Linked DNA regions of Mus musculus: region 2 is linked to region 1. A link is a loop called in an ENCODE intact Hi-C map of the cell type or tissue named here. Cell type or tissue: heart. All regions are shown on one strand.

Evidence for each region. Peaks named below come from ENCODE experiments on the same cell type or tissue, not always from the same donor. Only the 100,000 strongest peaks of a DNase experiment are listed, where the experiment ranks them.
Region 2: a loop joins it to region 1, with 5 times the contacts of the local background. A loop is called at or near these places in 6 of 42 quality-filtered maps.

Annotation. Positions count from the first base shown.
Region 1 is chr11:109,241,665-109,249,664 of GRCm38, reverse strand. Rgs9 (regulator of G-protein signaling 9) reads left to right here. Exons shown (of 19, transcript NM_011268.2): 11 at 625-686; 12 at 1,488-1,601; 13 at 3,097-3,212. Among named protein-coding and RNA genes, the nearest start is that of Gm39440, 26 kb to the right of the region's middle. In heart, a CTCF peak has its summit at 4,940 (motif pointing left); no DNase peak of the experiment used is centred here; H3K27me3 peaks cover 1,927 bases.
Region 2 is chr11:109,617,116-109,625,115 of GRCm38, reverse strand. All of the region lies in intron 2 of Gm11685 (a long non-coding RNA gene), which reads right to left. Among named protein-coding and RNA genes, the nearest start is that of Gm11685, 7.9 kb to the right of the region's middle. In heart, CTCF peaks have their summits at 2,522, 3,678 (motif pointing right) and 5,823 (motif pointing right); a DNase peak (open chromatin) is centred at 2,175; H3K4me3 peaks cover 659 bases; H3K27ac peaks cover 3,287 bases.

The DNA of each region.
Region 1 (8,000 bases):
TCCCCATCTCACTTCAAACCTCCTTTGGACATTTTGTGTCCCGTCCCCCCGCCCCCCAGCTGTTGGTTTTTCTCAAACTGGCACACGATGGGTTAAGGAGAATATTGACCAGAAGTCTGAAGTGTGAACCCAAGCCCTGACTTAGAGATGTAGAGTACACTATTGGTGTAGATACATGGCCTTGGATCTTTGTAATATCAGAGTTAATTGTACTCAAGGGCGGGGAGTTGGAGATCATATTACTTATCTTGTTGCCTGACCAAAGCAACTTAAGGGTGGAAGGGTTTACCTGGCTCACAGTTCTAGGGGGATACAGTCCACCATGGGAGCAAGCGGGAGTCACAGCAGCACTGCACAAGGCAGCTGGTCACAGGGCATCCACAGTCAAGAAACAGAGAGCTATGAATGCAGTTGCTGCTCAGCTGACTTTCCTCGGTGTCTTCAATCCTGGAGCCCGGCCTGTGGCCTGGTGCTGTTCACTTTAAGGGTGGGGCCTCCCATCACAACCCAGTCTAGAAATCCCCACATAGACATCCCCAGAGGTCTGTCTGTCTGTCTGTCAAGTGATTCCCGAGTCGTGACTAACAATCACAGCTGTCTTCTAACAGCCGTCTCTCTTTCCAGATCATGTATTACCAACAGGCCTTAATGAGGTCCACAGTGAAGTCTTCGGTGTCTCTTGGAGGGTATGTCCCTGATTTGTCTTGCTAAATCACGAATGATAGGTGTGTAAGAGAATGTCTGCTTTAAGTCAAACATGACAGGCAACGTGAAAACTGACCGTAGGTTCCAATGAACCATATTTTGTCACTGCTGACTTCCAACATTAGGTTACAGGTCAGGGTCTCATAAAAATCTTCAGATAGCCTTTATACCTTCCCAAATTAATAGTTTTTTTAAAAAATGATCCATCTTCCCTAAAAGTAAGCCTATGGCTATGGGCAGAATTCATGGCAAGAACCCGTGGTTCTCCTTGCACACAGATAAGAGCATTGCTTCTGTCTCAGACATCAGGAAATGCATGAACTCAGAAGGCCCCACTTAGCTTGAGGCCAAAGGGTTTCCAGTAGTGCACTGAAGTTCCCAAACATAGGCATTATTGGTTCCAGAGGTGGAATCTAGAAGATCAGTGGTCTTGGTTCATCTGTGACAATTGCAGCTTCTAAAATGGACACCAAGACACAGATTGAGTCAACTTTGGAATGTAAAATCTTCCTATGACATGTGACAAAGCCATGTTTGAACTAGGGACAGAAAATTGACAAGGGGACAGGACTGGAAGAAAAACAGCACTATCACACTAGGACAGATCTCTCTAAATAGCTTCCCATCCCAGGGCTGTCACACATTTTTTTCTGAGAAGACAGTAATAGACATGTAACTAAGCCGATACCAGAAGAGAGGCCAGGCAGGCCAATTATGCCATGGAATTATCCGGGCTCTCTGGGTTGGATTTCTAGGAAGCCCTCTTTCTATCTGCTTTTCAGAATTGTCAAGTACAGCGAGCAGTTCTCGTCCAATGACGCCATCATGTCCGGCTGCCTTCCAAGCAATCCTTGGATAACAGACGACACCCAGTTCTGGGATTTAAATGCCAAATTGTATGTATTTCAAACATTGAAATTTTAACAAATCTGGTTTGTTTGATTTTATTTTGTCGAGTGTATGTGTGTGATGTGTTTGCACGTGTGTATGATTGAGACCAGGTGTGTGGGTCCATGTGTTCATGTGTATGGAGGCCTTAGGCTGGTATCAGATGTCTTCCTTCCACCCATCTACACTTTGTTTATTAAGTGGTGGTCTCTCACTGAGCCCATAGTTCTCCAGTTCTGGCTAGTCTACCTAGCTAGCTTTCCCTGGGGATCCCGTCTCTGCCTCCTGAGGGGGCAGTTTACAGGCGGCTACCACACCTGCTAGGTTTTTACATGAGTTCTGGAGACCCAAAGTGGTTTTCACACTTTTATAGCAAATGCTTTATCCACTGAGCCATCTCCTCAGCCCAAAATGTGCTTTATTTTAGGGTGGTCTGTGGTTCAGTTGGTAGAGTGTCTAGAATTCATGAAGCCTCAGATTTGACCCCCAACACAATATAATGGTGCACCTGTAACCCCAGCACCTGGGAGGCAGGAGGATCAGGCATTCAAGGTTCCTGAGCTACATAGCAGGTTCAAAGCCAACCTGGTATACACCAGGCCCTATATCAAGTTTGAGTTTTTTTTTTTTTGAGTTGTAATTCATATGTCATACAATTTACCCATTTAAAGTGTACAGTTAAAATTTTGTTATATTGACAGGGGAATATAATCTCTACCACAATGTTTTAAAAACAAATCTGCACCCTCTAGTTGTTGGTGCCCCCAAATCTCCACTCCCTGCCCTCCCCCTAGATGGTCAGTGGTCAATCTATTTTCTGATTATCCGTATTCTTCTATTCTAGATGCTTCCTGTAAATGACATCATAGGATGTGTGGTCTTTCATTGGGCATTTTTCACTTCCTGCTAAACTTTCAGAGTTTATTCACACTGTAGCAGGATGTAGCATTTTGTTTCAGTTTTGTATAAACAAACTTCCCTGTGTGAACCCGTCTGTCTAGAGAAGGACATTTGGGCTTTTCCCAAGTGGTAACTATCATGACAAATGCTGTCACAAACATTCGTGCACATTCAGGGTAAAAGGGAAGTCTTGGTGAGTGACAGATGCTGACTGGTAGCTGTGACCACAGCATCCAGGGACCAATATGTCACTGGAATTCTAACCTGGCTTGAAGGTGGCAGCCTGAGCCTTCATAGATTGTTTTATGACGGGGATCTTTACCCCTGAAGAACAGGGATCCACTGGGTTGTGACTCTCCCTCAGCTCTGGGAGGCCACATCTCTGGTGTGAACCCCAGGGGACTTGGAGGCTGTGTCCTCCTAGTAAGTGGCAACTTGGATTGTGTGTCTATGCAGAGGCTAGGGGGCAGAGCAAAACTGGGATCAGGTGGAGACATTGGCCAAGGACCTCATGAAGGTTGGTAGACCTATCACTCCCACTGAGGCTAAGTACAGCCCCTGTCTCCCAGGGAGTGCCACATTTACCAGTCACCATCCTTGCAGGGTGGAGATCCCAACCAAGATGCGAGTGGAGAGATGGGCTTTCAACTTCAGCGAACTGATTCGAGACCCCAAGGGTCGGCAGAGCTTCCAGTACTTTCTCAAGAAGGAATTTAGTGGTGAGTTCTCTTTCCTTCCTTCCTTCCTTCCTTCCTTCCTTCCTTCCTTCCTTCCTTCCTTCCTTCCTTCCTTCCTTCTTTCCTCCCTCTTTCCCTTCCTCCCTCCCTCCTTCCCTCCCTCCATCCCTCCCTACCTCTGTTCTTTCCTACCTTCCTCCTTCCCTCCCTTCCTCCCTCCCTTTCTTTTAATTCCTCTTCTCTCCCTCCCCTTCCCTCCTCTCTGAGACAGGATTACGTGTAGCCCAGGCTACCTCTTGGTTCTTTTGACTCTCCATCCCAAGTGCTGGGAACATGCATGAGACCCTCTACTTGGTGTTAAAGGGTGCTGAAGCTCGAACCCACAGCTTGGTGGGTGCATGGCAAAGACTTCAGGGACTAAGCAGCCCCTCCTTCCAGCACGAGTCTTTTAAAAAAAGTTACTCTCCCTTTCATGGCCAGCCTAGACTTTTAGGAGTTTTGCAGTGGGTGCTTCCATACCTTGTTAAGGTCTAAACAGGATCTCCTGCTTTCCCAGGAGTAAGAGTCTAACCTGGGTCCAGGACCTTCATTTTCCATAGGCTCAGAAAGTCACTGCATTCTGAGGTGTGTGTGTGTGTGTGTGTGTGTGTGTGTGTGTGTGTGTGTGTGTGTGTGTGTATAGCACCAGGGAATGTTAACATCTTTTCTACAATCTCCTTAGCCTCACTCACAATTCCCAGGGAATTCTCCATCCGTTCTTGGTTTCCCTCATTTCATTGCCCAGAGTTCTTCTAACCCATTTCCCTGGCCTCTGGCCCTCTACCCTCACCTAAGTACATCTTCAAAGGCCAGGAAGCTGAACAAGCTAAGCTTCCCAGGCTCTTTGGAAGTCCTATTGCCTTTAGCTTAGATGTTCTGTAGATTCAACCCAACCATGCATATCTTTTAGATTTATTTTATTTTACACACACACACACACACACACACACACACACACACACACACACACACCCACACCCCAATATGTATTTCTGTATACCATATGCATGCAGTGCCCATCCAGGCCGGAAGGGGTGTCATATTCCCCAGAATTGGAGTTACAAAGGGTTGTGAGCGGCCATATGGGTGCTGGGAATTGAACCGATCCTGGAAGAGGAGCCAGTGCTAAACCACAAAACCATCTCCAGCCCTGCACAGATATGTTAAACTCGTGTCCACCCCGGACCCAGATGCCTTTTTAATTGGACTGAGTTGCAGTCGCTGTGGTCTTGAAAGCTTCCTTGGTGATTGAAGTGTAACCTCTTGCCCTGGTTTCTTCCAAGCCTTCAGAGGATGCGGGCTTTAGTGGAGGAGGTCTGTCTCTGGGTGTCTCATCCACTGAGAAACATCCGGGAACACACTGAGGCCGGATTAGAACCAATTACACGTTCAATTTCTTTGCCACCTTTGCCGACAAATTGGCTTTTATGCGATTTATTTTATCTGTTTGTCCATTCCCATCACCGGGGAGCTCCGTGATTGGGTTTGAGACTCCAAGGCTGATTACCCTAAAGCAGTTAGTCTGGGGCCCTGCTTCTGAAGCGAGTCATACTGGACGTGCTTTAGTCTGGATGGCGGCCCGATACAGAGCATTGCATTAGAACATGGCTTGCTGTAAATCATTCTCTCTAAGCAAGCCAAATCGCATAAATGTAATAGCCCTCCGAAAGATGGATGGAACAGGAGCGGGCGCCTCGGCGCCCCGTGACTAAGTGGAAATGGTGCCATCTAGTGGACAGTAAGTAAAGTAGCATGCTGAGCTTCAGCCATGCATCCCTTGATAAAAGCAAGCATCTAGAAAATTTTCCTTGCATCTCTGAAACCGTATTATATAGTCAGTCTCCTGAGGAGCGTCAGAGGGATTCATGTATGAACAGGGAACACAAACCATTGGTTTTCTTATTTAATTAAAAACTTAAAACTTAGGTATGACCCATATGCGATTCATCCCCACCCCCACCCCCACCTTTAAATTGAAGTTTCATATAACCCAGGCTGACCTCAGATTCACTGTGTGGCTGAGGGTGAACCTGACGTCCAAGTCCTCCTGCCTCTGTCTTCCAAGTGTTCTGTTGTTGTTGTTGTTTGGTTTTGAGACAGCAGCTCTCTGGGTAGCCCAGGCTGGCCTCAAACTCGTGATCCTCCTGCCTCAGTCTCTGAAGCAATAGAATTGTGTAGCCCACCACCCTGGGCTCAATCCAGTGGCTTTGATGTCTTGCGTCATCTTATATATTCACCGAACCGTACAACTGCCAACACTAGCTAATTCTGTAACAGCTCAGGGAGGAATGCCTTACCCATGGTAGGTCATTTTCAGTTCTTCCCTCACCATGGCATGCTGCACACTCCTCTCCCTCAGTCTCCGTGGATTTGGGTATTCCACGTGCTTCTTGTGATGGGGACCGTACAGTGTGTGACCTTTTCTTACTTGGTGTTCTACACTCTTCTTTATGGCTGTATCAGGTCCATTGTCTGTGCGTACCACCTGTATTCATCCATCATGGGATTTTTTAGGTTATTTTTTTAAACTTATGTCTGTGGGTGTTTTGCTTGCAGGTATGTTTGTAAGTCTGTGTGCATGTCTGGTACTCACAGAGGCCAGAAGAGGTGAGCTGGTCCTCTAGAACTAGAGTTATAGATGGTTGTGAGCCACCATGTGGGTGTTGGGACTTGAACCTGGGTCCTCTGAAAGAGCAACAAATGCTTGTACCCATGGAACCATCTCTCCAACCCTTGAATTTGGCTTTGGGCTTTATGAATACTGCAGTGAAATCTTATATGTGTTTTAAGGTGTTTATTTAACGTTTTAAAATGAGTGTGTATAAATACTCCTGTGAGTGCATACATGTATATGTAGGTGCTTGAACACATGTCTGCCATTGAGTGTGGAAGCCTGAGAAATTGACCCCAGGAGTCTTCTTTGGTCATTCTCTGTCTTAGTCATTAGTCATGAAGTCAGGGGCTCTCAATTGAACCCAGGTCTCACTGATATGGCTGATATGGCTATCCAGCTGCCTCTACCTCCCCAAAGGGTAGGAGGATTACAGGTAGGCCTCTGTGCCCACCTTAATTGTTTTTTACTTAGTAAAATATATGTAACACAAAAATGTACCATTTTAACCATTTGAGTGCCACTGTTCACTGAGCAATCAATGTGTCTGGGTTTCTAGGATGTTGTCTCAAGCTGAAACTGTGTACTTAATTACTAACCTCCTATTCGCCCACCCCTCGGTGGCTGCCATGCCACACATGCCTCTCTTAGTTTGACAGCTTTAGGTTCCTCATGCCAGTGTAATCGTAGGATCAGTGTCTGAGCTACTTGTAACCTCTGTTCTACTCAGCATGCCATTGCTGTGAAGAGACCCCATACCACAACACCTCATAAAAGAAAGCATTTAATCGGCCTGGCTGACAGAGGTTAAGTCCCTTACCATTACAGTGGGGAGCACGGTGGCTTACAGGCAGACATGGTGCTGGAGAAGTGGCTGAGAGTTCTTCCAGATAAGAGCTCAGTCAGCCACTGGATTCGCAGTCAGCAGGAAGAGAGCGGCTCTGGGTGTGGAATGGGCTTTTTGAAATCTCAAAGCCCATCCCCACAGACACGCTTCCTCCAACAAGGCCACAAATCCTAATCTTTTCAAGTAGTAATACCCCCTGATGACCAGGTATTCCAATTGATGGTCCTATGGATGGGGGGGGGGTATTCTCATTCAAACCTCCATGATGCCTTCAAGGTTCATAGAACACCATGTTCTACCTTGCCGTCTGCTGCTGTGATAAAAACCACCACCACCCAAAACAACCTGTGGAGGAAAGAGTTTACCTCGTTCATATTTTCAGATCACAGTGCATCACCGAGGGAAGTAGAGGCAAGAAGTCAAGCAGGAGCTGAAACAGAAACCACAGAGAAGTACTGCTCATTGGCTTGTTTCCAGGCTAGTGTTTAGTTACACTTCTTATACAGTCCAGGCCCACCGCAGTGAACCGGGCCCTCTTCTATCAATAATCAATCAAGAAAATGCCCACAGATATAGCACAGGCCAGTGTAATTGAGGCAATCCCCCTCCCCCCATTGAGATTCGCTCAGATAACTCTGGGTTGTTTCCAGTTGGCAGCCGAAGCTAAGAGATTCTTTCACGGCAGATGTGTCGGTATATCACGGGTGATCCTCCTCTGTGCCATTTTGAGTTGTTTTTTTTACCTTTTGACGTTTATGAATAATTGCTCATTTAATCTAGTTATAAGTGATTAACTTTCAATAAGCAAGAGGTGTGGATGTCACAACAATAGATTAATGAAGAAAAACATTGGCCTGTGATTTCTGTCCAAAGAATATGTGCCTCTGGTTATGGGACAAATTCTAGCTAGTGTGGAGTTGTGCAGCTTCTGCCCGTCTGACATAACTGGGGGCTCTCAGGAAACACTGTGGAAGCAGAGGAGAAGGTTTTCTTTCCTATTAAACGGCACCACAGCACTTCAGAGTGTGAGTGTGTATGTACACACACACACACACACACACACACACACACACACACACACACCCTGTTACTTGCTTACTGATGACACCATCTTTATTTTCTCAGGTGTAATTGATACGTGGCATCACTAGAATCCTTGTACCAACACATCCTGATGCTTTTTGGGTTCAGCCAAGCACTGGGGAGTAAATGTGAAATTGGCAAGAGGTTAAGGATTTTGGGGGTCTGTTTTCTTTTCTCTCTCTCAGTCTAGAGGAACAAAATCTCTCTGGTTCTCATGACATTAAGCACCCCTAGTAGTCAGGTATCTTCT
Region 2 (8,000 bases), 380 kb before region 1:
AGCGGTCCTCTGACTTCCATGCACATGCTATTGCATGCGTGAGCATATATTTGCACACAAATAGTGCAGACACATGCACACACACTAAATGCGTAAATAGAGAGGATGTCTTGCTGTTCTGTTGCTGGGAAGAAACATCATGACCAAGACAACTCTTATAAAAGAAAGCATTTAACTGGGGGCTGGCTTACAGTTTTACAGGGTTAGTCCATGATCACCATGGAGGAAAGCAGACAGGCGTGGTGCTAGAGCAGTAGCTGAGAGCTTCACATCCCGAGCTGCAGAGCTGCAGAGAAGGAAGGGAGGGAGGGAGGGAGGGGGAGGGGAGGAGGGAGGGAGGGAGGGAGGGGGAGGGGAGGAGGGAGGGAGGGAGGGAGGGGGAGGGGAGGGGAGGAGGGAGGAAGGGAGGGAGACTAGACCTTTGAAACCTCAAAGCCCACCCCCAGTGACACACCTCTTCCAACAAGGCCACATCCACTCCAGCAAGGCTGTAACTCCAAATCCTTCCCAAACAGTTCCACTAAACAGGGACCAAGCATTTAAATATATGAGTCTATGAGAGAGGGGGAGGCATTCCCTTTCAAACCACCACAAGGGTTACATGGCGGGTAAGGGAGATGGTTCAGTGTTTAACACCAGTGGGGGCAAGAATCCCCGGCACCCATATAAGTGATGGGTAGATGTGATAACCTGCCTGTAATTCCAGTGTTTGGAAAGATGGAAGAAGGGATTTTGGAGAAAACTGGCAAGCTAGAATAGCTGTATTGGCCAGATCTGGATTCAATTGAAAGACCTTGGCTCAGTGAATAAGAGGACAAGGAAGAGCACAGACAATGCCAATCTTGTGCTTACAGATACATGCACACACACACACACACACACGTGTGCCCCACACATGAGACCATGCGTACACACAAACAGCACACACACATATTTTTGAGAATAAAAGCAACTAAGTTTTTTTTTTTAAAGAATAGTGTGTGTGTGTGTCTGTGTGTGTGTGTGTGTGTGTGTGTCTGTGTCTGTGTGCTGTCATGGCATAATGTGCAAAGATCAGAGGAATATGTGAGGGAGTCGGCTCTTTCTTTTACCTCATGGGTCCTGGGGATCCTTACCTGGGAAGTAAAGTGTTTCAATCCGCTGAGCCATCTCCCTGGGCTTGGAGCAGAGGTTTTTATTACATTTAAATTACCAATTCTGTCATAGGTAGTCAGCCAGTGAGGCGGTCATAAGCACTTACTCTGAGGTCAGGCATTGTTCTGGGAAGAGAGAATCTACAGCAAACCCTAGCCTAGCAGAATTGGCCTTTGAGAGGGAGGAGACTGTATGCAAGACATTTCAGGTTATTTATAATCAGCCTTGAAGTAAATGCACGGGCTAATGTAACCAAATTACCTGGAATGGAAGGACAAAGGACTATATAGTCATGGGAAACTGCACATTTCACTTCAAATGGATGTAATATTATACACCATAGTCATGAATTGGGAGGACAGAAGGATAGAACATCCCACCGATAAGACAAATCAATGACCGGTCTCTTTTTCAAATGGCAGTTCTCCCACCATCTCAAGACCCCCTTGAAACCAGATTCCTTCAAGGCCCCAGGCTCAAGTGATCCACCAGGAATGACAGCAGAAGTGTGTGTGTGTTGAAAGCTCCTGGAATTGAGAGTCAGAGGCACACAGAACATTCCAGAGAGCGGGTCACTCGGGGCCACGTGCAGGTAGAGGCTGAGCAAATCTCTGGAGAAGGGAGAGGAAAGCTGGAACCTAGGAAGGCGCCAGCTTGGAATGTGTTTGAGACAATGCTTGCTCTACCTGGTGCTTTTCTTGAAAGCACTTAGCGGTCTCTGGGGCTAATGTTCTACAAATAGACATACATTATACATCTATAATTACTAAATCATACATATACCAAAAAGCATTCCTAGCTGGATCCACTTCAGCTCTGCCACAGTAAAAGTGGTCTTATTTTTGAAGAGAACAAATAACTTTGTATCCCTTGTATGTATTTATACTTCATAAGGAAACTAGATCCCGAACATTCTAGGTACTGACGTTAGCCAGACCCTCAGTTACAGTCAGTAAGGACCTGCCAGTCCACGTTTCCATTTATAACAAGGATCTACACTCATCGGCGACGTGTGATTTAGAGCCGGTGCAGGCGGCTCAACTCACAAGGCAGCCTCCTTCCTGATAGTGTTTCTAAAATTAAAAGGATACTCAAATCAAACACCGCTTCCCAGTTCTTCGCCAGCTGACACATTTTTCCATTGCATCGCCCCTCCCCTCCCAACTTCAGCCCCTACGGCTCAGATTACAATCATTTCCAGGGCTTCTGATCCCAAACATTGCCCTACCCTAAGCCCCAGAGTCCGGCACCAGCTGCCTCCTAGACGGGGCTTCTGATGTCACTCCAGGTCTTCAGGAGAGCAAAGCTTCCGGTGTACGGAAGTGGTGATCTTTCTGTATCATGGATGTGACTGGCTCTGTTCTCCGGCCTGATAAGCTGCCCCCAGCTGAGCCTAGCTTGAATGACATCATGTCCTCTTTTATCTGAAGATCTGGTGGCATACTGAGGAATTTTAGCAAGAGAATAAATACGTAAAAATGAAAGGGACCGAGCCTGGGGTGGTGGCTCAGTTGACAAGCGTGAGGACCTCATTTCAGATGTCAGATATATGTATATTAAAAAATAATTTAGAAATAATTAAAGCTAAGCCCCGCGGGTCTCATCTGTAAACTCGGGTCTGGAGAGGAAGAGACAGGAGGATGCTGAGGCTTCACTGGCCAACCGGTCCAGCCAAATCCATGAGCTCCGAGTTCAGTGAGAGACCCTGTCTGAGAAAATACGATAGTAAGGATGGAAAGATGGCTCAGTGGTTAAGAGTATGCATGGCTCTTGCAGAGGACCCGAGACTGGGTGCTAACACCCATACCGAACAACTCACAACGGTCTGTTACTCCAGTTCCAGGGGATCAGATACCCCCTTCTGACCCCCAAGTGCACCCAGGCATGTGCTTGTCACACGGCTGTACGTGCAGGCAAAGCACTCACATACGCAAATAATGTTTTATTTAAATTACTTTTTAAAAATATTCTAAAATAGGTAAACCATAGAAGCAGAAGGCATCCCAGCGGCCTGGGGGTCAGGGGAGGCTAGGGAGGAAGGGAGGAAATAATTGCTTAATGGCTGGCTGTCCATGGTAAGGGGAGATGTGCCCCTGCAGTGCATCCAAGTGAAAGTCAAAGTTTCAGGAGTTGGTTCTCTCCTTCTACCATGTGGGTCTCAAAAAATCAAAACCCAGGTCTGTCTACTGGTGCAAGTGCCTTTATCTGCTGAGCAATGCTCACTAGCTCTAGGTTTTCTTCTGAGGGATATAATTTGTGCTTGCTTTTCCCATCATAGGAATTGAACCCCGGGACCTTTTGCACATTAGGCAAACACTCTACCACTGAGCTACAACTTCTCCAGTCCTTTTGAGTAATGTGCTCAGGAATTGTAAATGTATGAAACTCTAGGGGGTCCTTCACTTGAACAGATAACTCAGTGCAAACTTCACCTCAGTTAAAAAAAATCATTTGGTGTGATTCACCACTTTAACATAAGATAGAAAAATGTATACATGATTGGATACATGTGATGATCCAGAGAAGAAATCTCTAGTGTTGTCACAGTGGACACCAGCAGATGGCAGTAATGAGGCTCTGAGTCATAATCTGACTACTTTAGCTGAAGATTCTAGCGTTAAGTATCCACAACAGACAGACCCTCTATACACCACTTGCAGGGTCCTCCTTCCAATGATCACTGGGAAAGTCTACTAAGAGGGGCTGAATGACCTATGAACGGCAGGAGGAAGGGCAGGTGAAATTTGGATAACCACATTGCTGAGCTGTGTCTCCTTCTGAAGTCATTAGGGCTGTGGTATCCTGCAGATGAGTTCAGGGGCTCCGCCCAGACAGACCTTTTCTGATCTCCTGCTGGTACAAGGGAGGTCCTGGCTTGCAAGGTAGACATGGGGACTTATTTTAAGCTTTTAGTCAAGTCAAGACAGCCAAACAGTAAGTGAAAAATGTAAACCTGGTGAGGGACCAGACAGGCATAGTGCAACTCACAAAAAAATAATCCATTCTTTCTATTATAAAATATTGGTCAATATAGTCGTCATTCTTTTTGTAACTAACAGACTTTTCTAATTGGCACACAAAACATCTCAACTAAGCTACAGGATTTTACAGTAGGAAGGAATTGTTTCACCTGGCTTTTCTCGAGCTTAGGTGTGTGGCATACTGAGCTCTGCTCGTTCTATTAGATTACATCTACAGGAGAACGCACCCCACAAAGGAACCACGAGGCATCTTGGTAAAAGAGTGTGAGAAAACTCTTAGCCAGGTTCATGTTAAATGATTCTATCAGCAAAGGGTAGAAAGAGCTGGAATCACACCAGGATAGACTGTGGCGAGAGGCAGGTGGTTTAAGAGTTGGCATCTCAGAAATCAGGAAGCGGGAGAAGCTTGGGTCTGGGAAGGGCATCCATCCGGAGTGAGTCATTTGATGCTATTTCACAGCTGCCGCTGGGCCTTGACTTAAACACCCTCCTGAGCAGCTGAATTTAGGCCTCAGTGGCCTTGTTGTTGACTGTCAAGGCCGGTGCAGTCTGCTTCCCAGGGCTTTTAAAGGGCTGAAGTGAATTGTGAATTCCCCAAGACTTTCGATTTCTTTTCAACACAGCAAATATAAATGAAAGAGCTGGGTGTAGCTCCGGTGGTAGAGTGCTTGCCTGATATGCAGAGTGTCCTAGGTTCGAGCCCCAGGAGCTCATAAACCAGGGATAGTAAATGCTCACGTGTGATCCCAACATGTGTGGCAACAGGAAGATCAGAATTCAAGGACATTCTAAGCTACATAGCAAGTTCAAGGCCAGGCTGAAATACGTGAAACCCTGTCTCAACGATTAATAATAATAATATTATAATAAACAATAAAACAAATTAAACTATTAAAGGTTTCTCACCTCCCACCACACAAGAGCTACCTGGTCCTTTTTCTTACTTCCCTTTCTGCCCGACACCATGTTTCTTTGCTCTGCTATGAGCACTTTGGCTCCAAATGCTTCCTATCTTTCACGACTGCAAAAGCCACTTCCTTCTCCCTCTTGTTCTTTTATCAAATGGAACTTTCTATTTCTATTTCTAAGGAAAAAAAAAAAAAACAACACTGTATCCCTACCAATCCCCAACCTTTCCCTTTGTGTCCTTAGGCCAGTATCTAAGGCAGCACCTACTTTATTTCCCGAGTCCATTGTCTGTCTAGTTATGTCAGCTTGGAGTTTTTTATTTTTATTTTTATACAGTGATTTATCCCCAGGACCTAGAGCAATGGTTGGCTCAAAAAGAACACTCAGTAAGACCCAAGCTCTTGACTAAATAGGCAGACACCTTCCAAACTTCTTCTCCTACAAGAAAGTGGCGAAAGAAGTGAGCGTATTTCACGCTGACATAAAGAAAATAGATTTTAAAAGAGCAAGAGATGGGGACTGGAGAGATGGTATGGTGGTTAAGAGCACCAACTGCTCTTCTAGAGGTCCTGAGTTCAATTTTCAGCAACGATATGGTGGCTCACATCCATCTGTAATGGGATCCAATGCCCTCTTCTGGTGTGTCTGAAGACAGCTATAGTGTACTCATATACATAAAATAAATAAATCTTAAAAAAAAAAAAAGAACAAGATAATGTCTTCAGGTCTCTTCTTGCAGGACTTTGACATCAAGCTGATCTCCATAAGGAGGTCCACTCCATCAGCATGGAACTAAATATCGGGTCGTATCACTAGATGGCGCTGTCCGCCAAGAAGCTCTCTCTCTCTCTCTCTCTCTCTCTCTCTCTCTCTCTCTCTCTCTCTCTCTCTTTTTGAGACAGGGTTTCTTTGTATAGCCTGGAACTCACTTTGTAGACCAGGCTGGCCTCGAACTCAGAAATCCGCCTGCCTCTGCCTCCCAAGTGCTGGGATTAAAGCGTGCACCACCACAACCGGCTGAAGCTCTCCATTCTTGTCACCTCCACCCAACCAATTTCAGGGTGGTGGACTGAGAGGAAACCTTTCACAAAAATAAGACAGAACCTGGTTTCTTTTGATTTGTTGTGTTTTTATTGGGACAGGGTCTCATTTAGTCTAGACTAGCTTTGAATTCACTCTGTAGCCAAGGCTCACCTAAACTCCTCACCCTCGCACCCTTACTTCCTGGGTACTGAGATTACAGAACATGTGCCCACTAGCTTTCATGGTGGTGAAAATTGAAGCCAGGATGTCATGTATCCTAAGCAAACACTCTACCAACTGGGACATAACCCCAGCTCCCAAAGTTCGTTGTTTAAATACTATTTATCAGCTATCCCAGGCTCACCCAGAAGCCCAGGTTAACCCATGGCCCGGAAACAAGTGTTTTAAAGTCTCTTGGCTAGTCAGTCACCGTAGTACATTGGTTTCCTTTTGGAAAACTGTGTCTCCTTGGAGCTTCCTGCTTGTGCTTAGCTTATGTCATCCTGACTATCTGTCTCACCTCTTGCCTCCTGTCTCTGTGCAGATGGAGCACAGGCTAAGATGCTAAGTGTATTTTTAACCTTAAGCCTCCCAAGTGCCCAAATGCTAGGGTTGCTGATCTGCACCACTATGTCAGTCTCACGCTATTCTGGGGACTAACTTGGGGTTCATGCCCACTGGGTAAGCACCCTACCAACAGAGGTACATCCCCTGCCTGTTTTGTTTCTCTGTGGCAGATAATGAATGGCCTTGAACTTCCGATCCACCTGCCTTCATATCCCCAGAGCTGGAATTATAAGCACACAGCATCATTCCTAGTTCCCACACGTGCATGTGTTCTACATGAATGTGTGCATGCATGTGTGCCTGTGTGCAGGTTAGACATATACGTGTGGGGCTGGGGGAGACCAAAACTCAGCCTCAGCTGTCATCCCTCAGGCACCATTCACCTTGTTTTGAGAAAGGGTCTCTCATGGCTTGGAACTTCCCAATTAGGTTCGGTAGCAGGCTAGAGAGCCCCCTGCCCCCACCCCCACCCCCCAGGGATCTACCTATCTCTGCCAGCACAGGGCTGGGAATAGAAGCTCACAGTATCACCTCTGTCTTTTCGATGTAAGTTCTGAGGACCAAACTCTTGCTTGTGAGGCAAGCTTACTAACTGAACTATCTCCCTAACCCAGTTTCACTCTCTTAAGAAGAACTATTCAAGTTGAAGAACGTCAGGGTGCTTGCTGGCATTTCTTCCTGGCCCTTCAGATATCATTTATTCATTTGTGGGGTTGGGTGGTAGTGACCGGGTGTGCCTGGGTTTCACAGACATGGTGGGGGGGGGGAGGATCTGCTGAAGTGTCTGTCCTCCTTCCACTATGGGGGCCTTGGTGAGCAAAAGTACCTTTACCCTTTGAACTGCCTCACAAGCTCCCTGTCCTTTCACTTTTTACAAATAAATCAAGAGATGGGGCCAGCAAGATGGCTGGCTCGAGGCAAAGACCCTTGCTAGGCAAACCTGGAGACCTACATTCTATTCCCAAAACCCAAGTAATGATGAAAGGAGAAAACCCTACAGCGTTGCCCTCTTACCTCCATGTGGGTGCTGTGGCATCAGTATGCCCTCTCCACCACACACTGTCACAAACACATACACACACACACACACACACAATATCACACATACAATATCACACCCACAATATCATACACATGCATACAATATCACACACAAACACACACAATATCACGCACACACAATATCACACACATGCACACAATACCACACCCACAACATCACACACATGCACACAATATCACACCCACACAATATCACACACATGCACACAATATCACACATACACACAAACACACAATATCACACACACACAAATACAATTTATAAATAAAGAGATAAAAATTAATGCAGAAGAAACGTCTCCAATTGGGTGCATTTGTTCAGTT